Linked DNA regions of Mus musculus: all the other regions are linked to region 3. The links are chromatin loops, found by intact Hi-C in ENCODE. Cell type or tissue: gastrocnemius. All regions are shown on one strand. Region 1 has its middle 9.3 kb from the start of Gm51725. Region 2 holds the start of Hlx (H2.0-like homeobox). Region 3 has its middle 16 kb from the start of Gm34229.

Region 1 (2,500 bases), 320 kb before region 3:
CTATAGTGGGTGCTGGTTGTTGAATACATGCAGTTAGGCTTACATGGCAAGCAATTTTACTGGCTGAGCTACCTCACCACTCCTAATGATCTCTTCCTAGGATGATGATGACATTCCACATGTTGTCCAGAGCCACAATGTCCAGCTCCAAGTCACTGGCCACTAGAAATGTGCCTTGTTCAAGTTGAGGTGTGCTGCAGTTATAGTCACACAGCAGATGTCAAAGGCTTCATATCTGCAAGGCATAAAGCATTGCCGTAATTATTTTTATTGTGACTGCGTATGAGATTCCATAACTTGAATGTGTGGAGTTAGACTCAGTTATTGGAATTAACTCAATCTAATCATTAAGGGTTAGTTTTTATCTTCTCATGTGGTGATTTCTATTCCAGCTGCATTTGTGGGTGCTATAAAGGAGGGTTAGCAGTGCCCCCACCCCCACCCCAAGACCAACACTCGTCTTGGTAAGACCTGGCCCCCTCACCTAACCTTGACTTTGAAGATGGAATTATCCATGCTGTGAGCACAGGGTTTCTTTGGGGTGGTGAGATCTTCTGAGACTCAACCATGTTATTGTTTTGTATGGTGTTATGACTGTATTAAGTGTCCCCAATAGAACTTCTTAAAAACTTTAAAAATTTTTATTTGTTTATTGTGTGTGTAGCATGTATTTATTGGTGAGCCTGTGGAGGTTTTCAGGCTCATCAACAAACACCCTTACCTGCTGAGCCCTCTCGTTGGGTCCTTGAGAATTTTTAAAATCCATATCTTTTGTCTTAAAAGATTGCAAAAATTGACAGGTGCCGCATTGTACTTCTTTGTTTAGGGGTAGAGGAGGGGGTGGTTTTGTGTAAAGACAGTGTCTCTAGAATGGGGGTGGGGGATGGGGATCAGAAAGATATGCAGGCTGGCAATGAAGGACAGGGCGAACTCTTTCTCCTCCCTTGTGAGAAATGCTAACTGCGGTTCGGTTAGCTTGGCATTCTGTCTATAGCTGTGGTTCTCGCTCAGACGATCCTTTCCCTAAAACGCATTGCCTGGTGTTTCTACGGTGTTCAGCATTCAGTGATCTCGGCCGTCAAGATGGAGTAAAACACGGAGTCAGGCTCTAGGCGCTTGGCCTTCCAGTACAGTAAGAAGACGAGTTGGGCTTTTATCCCCCACATCTCTGGAGTTCTGCTTCTTAAGGTAACTTCAGAAGGCAAAACTGATCTGCAGTTAGGGCAGTTACCCTGAGTAGCAGCAGAGGTGAGGGGGAGTTACCCTAGGTGGCCGCAGGGGTTGGGGGTGGGAGGAAAGGGGAGGGGTGGTTGTGCAAGATAGGGGAAGGGCTCAAGCCAGGGACCTATTCCTATGTTACAGGCGTTGGCTTACCCGAGTGTGTCCAATTCGGGGGGTGTTTTCATCGTGTGAATCTGTACGCTTTTTTGAATGCATGTTACGCATCAACAAGAAGTTACACACCTTGTCTGTGAGGGTGACTGCTTTTTTTTTTTTTAAGTGAAAAGCCCTGTGTCGATGAGATGAGGGAAATGACCACCAGGGGGCGCTGTATCCCTAACCTCTGTGCGCAGAGGCCCTCCCTAGGGCTCTAGGGCTATTGGAGATGCAGACCCGCAGTCCTCGAGCAGAGATTTGTGGGTGAGTGACCCACCTTAGACAAGCCTCCTGAGTAACTTATGTCTCCACTTGAGGCATCCGCACACAGAGAGACCCAGACAGAGCCGACCTTTTCTTTTAACTTTTGATTCAGAGCGCTGGGCAGGGATGGGAGCCTGCGCTGCTTACTTGAGAAGCTTACTTGGTGGTCCGGTATAGGTTAGACACCTAAGGAATGTCACATTCTTGGGAGAAATTAAGATGCCTGCCTCGCCGAAAATAGACACTCACGAGGAGATGGGGCAGTTCTGGAATGACCAGGCCCTGCTGTTATCACCGACGGAAATCCTGTGTGGTGGTAAATGTGACCCTCAGCAGAGCCTGGAGAAAAGATTATGGGAGCAGAGACGGGCCGAGAATGCAAATGTGGGAGGTTATTGGCTAGATAGTGGCCAGGAAACCAGAAACTGGGGTTTGGCGGGGGCAGAGGGGGTTGGGGAGGGGGCTGAAAGAGCATAAGAGGAAATGAGGGAGGAAGAATAAACAAATGAGATAAGCAACTTCCTCCACTTCCTCCTCTGCTGCCCTTTTGTTTGCTTCCAGGACTCTGGTGTTTCTGAGTCCTCTTCTGGGGATAATAGCCTGGACTCTGAGTCTGAGAAGCAGGCCTCGCTCCTACCTCCCTGATGTTTCCCCATCCTACCTGGTTTACTGTGAGAGACTTTCATATATGTAGACAGCCACTGGACATGCTCCCCTAAGCAGCCAGTGGGCAGGCTCTCTCCAAGCCCAGGCTAGTGCTCCAGTTCTTCAGGAGGAAGAGCACTGGTTTAGACACCTGACTGTCCCTTCCAAATGCACTTATGTGGCTGCCACCAAATGTTGGTTCACTGGCATTGGG
Region 2 (2,500 bases), 280 kb before region 3:
GGAAATAAGCCTGCCTTGGAATATCATTCCGGAGACACTTACTTGGACAATCGAAAACAAAAGATTTGGTGGTTTCGTTATTGTCATTATTTTATTTTCTTCCTGAAATGTGCAACAACCGTTCATCTAGGTGGCCTGTGGTCTGTTTGGGAGAGGGGCGGGGAAATCCACTCTGACTATAATTTAAAAGAGAACGAATTCTTAAAATAGAGATGTTGATGCGACAGAAAATTCCCAGTGCACCTAGGCTGAGTTCTAAAGACCCTAGCAAGAATGGAAGGCGCTGGCTGTGGAGGCTCGGACAGTGCCTCCCTCCAACAGGCCAAAGCGGATCCTGGAAAAACTGCAGCCGAATTAAAAGTAGGTATTTAATCTCAAAGGCAACCGCTCCCTGGCACTTGCAAAACATAGGACCTCACGTGACCAGGGGATGTGGTGGCCGCGGAGGGTAGCACTTCCTACAAGGTGCAGAGAGGGGACACGCGTGCCGCTCTTCTGGGGCTGCACTCCTTGTTGGTTCCGAGGCTCAGGGTAAAAGTTTGGCTGTTTCTAAGGGAGACGTTTGGAGCCATCTATCTTATTTTTGTTTGAAAAGTCACTCTTTCAAGTTGTCACTGGAATGACAGCTCCGAATAAAACTAATTTGTGGTCTGCCCTCCTCCTGGCTTCTTGGAGCAGCTCTGGTGAGCTGAGAAACCAGCGGATTACAGTAGACTTGGGTCGGGATTCTGGGCTGTAGGGGCGCTGAGAGGATGGGGCCTTTACCTAGGACTTGTGATAAAAGCACCTGGGTAAAAGCAGAGAGAAGGAAAGTCGCATGAGAGCGGAATACGGAAGGGACAGCCTGCGGACCGCCAGCGTGGTCTGCTGGGGTGGAGGTTGGGGGTGTACTACAGCAGAGTACGGGAGCCTCAGTGATCCCCCTCCTCCGCAGCTCCAGGAAAATTCCGGAGACCGGCTCCGAGGCTCTGCCGCTGGCGGGTCCCCGAGCTGCAGGGGACAGAGGAGAGCCAGAGGCCCGAGGAGTCTCGACCCCCAAGCGGCTCCCAGAGACGCTCAGTACTCAGCTTAGCCCACGCTGCCGCAGAAAACACTTTGGCGTGGCCAGGGCGTGGCCGAGCTCGGCCACGCCCCCCTCTTTCCCAATTCCCCTCCACTCCGGAGTCCCATTGGTCACGAAGACGTCCAATGAGCGCACGGATCAAGGTCCTACCCGGGGTCTGACTCGAAAGCTCCTGCCAAAACTTTGGGAGTTTTTAGAGAGGAGTTTTTTTTTTTTTTTTAATTTTTTTCCTTTTTTTTTTTTTTTTTTTTTTTTAAACTAACGGATCATTATTGTTGTTTTAAATTTAGCTCTTAGGGCTTAGCTGTTTGGGTTTTTCTTTCGGTGTCGGGTCCCTGTCTCCCCGGCTTCTGCGGAGTAGCAGAGCGAGGCCGCGCTCGCCTTGTCGCCCCAGCGCCTGGCGATCGCCTCCATCCACCCGGCGGGGAGCGCGCCCGCCGCGCCGCCTTTCAAGCCAAGCCAGGGGCCCAGGCCGTGGCGGGCGGCGATCGGGCCCTCGCCTCGTCCCTCGGTGGCGCTAGGGCTCCCCGGTTGGCCCTCCGCTTCAGGGCGGGCGAAGAACCGAAAGCAGCTCGGGCTCGGCTGGGACACCGCCTCTGCCCGAGCGCCCACCCACTTCCCCACTCACCCAGGACCCCGCCGGGATCCTGCCAGGATGTTCGCAGCCGGCCTGGCTCCCTTCTATGCTTCCAACTTTAGTCTCTGGTCAGCCGCCTACTGCTCCTCGGCGGGCCCGGGCGGCTGCTCCTTCGCCCTGGACCCAGCCGCTGTCAAGAAACCCTCTTTCTGCATCGCGGACATCCTGCACGCCGGCGTCGGGGAGCCGGGGCCCGCTGCAGAGGGACTGGTGGGGGCCTCGGCAGCCCTCACCGCACACTTGGGCTCCGTGCACCCGCACGCCTCCTTCCAAGCTGCCGCCAGATCCCCGCTCCGTCCCACCCCGGTGGTGGCGCCCTCAGAAGTCCCGGCTGGCTTCCCTCAGCGGCTGTCTCCGCTCTCTGCCGCCTTCCACCAGCATCTCCCGCAGCAATCACCAACGCAGCAACAGCAACCGCAGCAGCAGCCCCCGCCTCCACCCCGGGCGGTCTCCCTGCAGCCACCGACTTCGGGGACGCGGGTGGTCCCCCACCATAGCGGCTCCGCCCCTGCCCCCTCCAGCAAAGACCTCAAATTTGGTATCGATCGAATTTTGTCTGCGGAATTTGACCCAAAAGTTAAGGAAGGCAACACTCTGAGAGGTACGTATCGCTGGAAGGCCTCAGGCCTCACCACCACCCATGAGGGGCCTGATGTCAGGAGGATTTGGGGTGCGTTTATTTTTAAGGACAGAACGGTAGAATGAGGGCGAAGAAAACGAAATGAAGGAAAACTTAGTGACATGTAAAAGTCAGCTATCCCATGTTTAAAAACATATCTTCGTGTTGCTTAAACAGCATA
Region 3 (2,500 bases):
GAGAACTGGGCCCTATTTAGATCTCTCATGATATCTTTTAAAGATGAAAAAAACAGCCTAGGAGATAAAAAAGAAAAAAACAAAAACAAAAACAATTACTTATTTTAGATTTAAGATGTTTAAGAGCCTGTGGAAAACCCAGTTGCCTTTTGCCTCTCAGTAATGTTTTCGGCAGGCACGGAAGTCTGTATCCCTTTGCAGCTTTCCTTAATGACAAAGGAGCCCTGTGCAGGACCGGGAAGGACATTAACCTCCGCTCACCCTCAGCCATAGCCTGTGATCATGATGTACCAAGTCTGCCTGCGAGCACCGACAAACGCAATTAACTCTCGGAGAGTTTGTCAGACATCTGGACCTTTGGCACCCACAACCAAAACATCTGGACATTTGTTTGAGTTCTCTCCTTGTTTTCCAAGTTTTGATACAGTGTCCCAGTCATCACTGGGACCCAGCACTTCCTATGGCGCTAAGCCAGGCTAATGGCTTCCCCTGCATCTGCCTGCTTCACCATCACCAGATCCAATTAATCCTTGGCCAACGATGAATCCTTTCACACAGAACAGTGCTTAGGATTGGCATCGAACCCAGATGCCCGAGAGCAAGCCTTGGGCTCCTCACAGAGTCTCATGTTGCTCAAACAGCCACAGAGAGTCAGGGTGATACGGAGTGTCTAGTTGGTATGATGTTACACCATTGAAAGAAAGAGTGTCCAACATCAAAGTTCACAAAACCATTCAATGATGTCACCATTGTTAGCCAGGCTGGTGGAATACCATTCTGTCCATTACTGGTTGTTGATGTAGAAGTGTTCAACTTCAGCTGATGGTTGTTTACCTCAAGTTTTCCATGTCAGAAATTAACAAAAAAGAAAAGCTAAAAAAAAAAATACTTGTATCTGCTTTGTCAGGTAAAATAATTTTAACGATGAACTGCCTGTGGTGGCGTACACATGCAATCCCGCCTCTCAGGGACTGAAGGAGGAGGATCACAGGTTCAAGGCCAGCCTGAACTACATGCTATTAAAAATTAAGTAACGAAATCAAAGAAACCAAAATTTCAAATAAAGCTTGGTACCTGGGTCAACGATGAGAAACTTTGAACTCTTTCCTTAGTCTGGGTTTCAGTTTTAGCTCTGTAACCTTGAGCAATCTGCACACGGCTTTAAGCCTCAGTGTCTTCACCTTCAGGACATCAGAAATACTCATCAGCTTCGTTTCTCTTTGTCAAAAGGCTGCATCAAATGATGGTGGGATTCAGCTTGGCAGAGCGTGGGCTCGAGACTACCACTTAACGGCTGCCGTCCAAATATTTGCCACAACCTAAGTTAGCAGGCGAAGGACCTGGAAGTTAATCCGCCAGAGGCTTACTCCTGCCAGGGAGGACCAGAGGAGGTCAGAGAAACCCCTTTGGCTTTCATCATTTCTCCTTGTTTAAGTCTCTTCATAGTTCAAGAAGGAAGCAGCTTCCAGGCCTCTATTACTACTGCCCCCTGCTGGCTGGGGAGGGAAAGACTGGAGGCCCGAGATGAAGCACAAGTTGCCTCCTCTGGGCCTCTCTTCTCATGCTTCTCTTTGCCAGGTCCTCGGGTTTCTTTAAATATTAAAGCCAAATAGGCTCCTATAAAAAGACGTGAGGGCATGAATACCATCATTGCCTCTTCAGTACTGTAAAATTTTATGGTTATGTAGGAACTCAATATTAAAATAAAAAGCCACAAGGAAATTCCTCTGGATAAATAATTAGTTGTACTCGGAGACAGATAGAAGGGGCAATGAATTTCTCTCTTCTCTCTTCTCTCTTCTCTCTCTCTCTCTCTCTCTCTCTCTCTCTCTCTCCCTCCCTCCCTCCCTCCCTCCCTCCCTCCCTCCCTCCCTCTCTTTCTCTGACTTTTCAGCATAGACAGATGGTTTACGCATCTTCAGCATCCAGGGCTTTTGGGGAAGCGTTATATAACCTCAGAGCAGTCACCAAATGAAATAAGAAATTCCTCGTTTGGCAGACAGAGCTCGAGTATAGAGTTCATAAACTTTAAGAAGGCTCCCAAGTCCAAAATCAGAGACAACCTGCTCCAAGTCAGCTCCCATTTGCACTTAATTAGGGAGTGTGTTTTGGAGGTCAGTGAAAACCAGTGGAGTATGTTTTCATAATAACTTTCCTCACAATAAAATTATTTAGGAGGCAGCTGTCCAACTTTTTCTGGAATGAGGGCAAGAAAAATGAGGACACAGAGTGAAGTTATTGGATACCTTATCTGGAACTGCCCAAAGCGTTGTCTGGGATCCAAAGAACACACAGTACCTTCTGGATTAGGGGAGAGGAGCCAAGTGCTTTTATAGTCTCAACAATTTTCTTAACTGTGCAATTTTGCTTTATTGCTAACAAGTAAGTGAAGCAGTTTTGAGGATTTCAGATACTGGAGAACAAAAGCCGGCCTGGAGCTGTAACCGTGTCATTCTTCCTGAAGGAAAGCAGGAAGGGCTTGGATTGAGGACAACCCAAG

The links. Peaks named below come from ENCODE experiments on the same cell type or tissue, not always from the same donor. Only the 100,000 strongest peaks of a DNase experiment are listed, where the experiment ranks them.
Region 1: it touches region 3 in a loop (10-fold over the local background); 4 of 42 quality-filtered maps call a loop at or near these places.
Region 2: a loop joins it to region 3, with 6 times the contacts of the local background. A loop is called at or near these places in 28 of 42 quality-filtered maps.

The regions. Positions count from the first base shown.
Region 1 is chr1:184,770,862-184,773,361 of GRCm38, reverse strand. No RefSeq gene overlaps it. Among named protein-coding and RNA genes, the nearest start is that of Gm51725, 9.3 kb to the left of the region's middle. In gastrocnemius, a CTCF peak has its summit at 1,540 (motif pointing right); a DNase peak (open chromatin) is centred at 1,554; H3K4me3 peaks cover 481 bases; H3K27ac peaks cover 481 bases.
Region 2 is chr1:184,731,360-184,733,859 of GRCm38, reverse strand. It overlaps Hlx (H2.0-like homeobox), which reads left to right and starts at 1,367. Exons shown (of 4, transcript NM_008250.2): 1 at 1,367-2,301. The coding sequence starts at 1,719. In gastrocnemius, a CTCF peak has its summit at 1,554; DNase peaks (open chromatin) are centred at 1,110, 1,634 and 2,036; H3K4me3 peaks cover 2,500 bases; H3K27ac peaks cover 2,500 bases.
Region 3 is chr1:184,447,091-184,449,590 of GRCm38, reverse strand. No RefSeq gene overlaps it. Among named protein-coding and RNA genes, the nearest start is that of Gm34229, 16 kb to the right of the region's middle. In gastrocnemius, no CTCF peak of the experiment used is centred here; DNase peaks (open chromatin) are centred at 504 and 1,485; H3K27ac peaks cover 2,500 bases.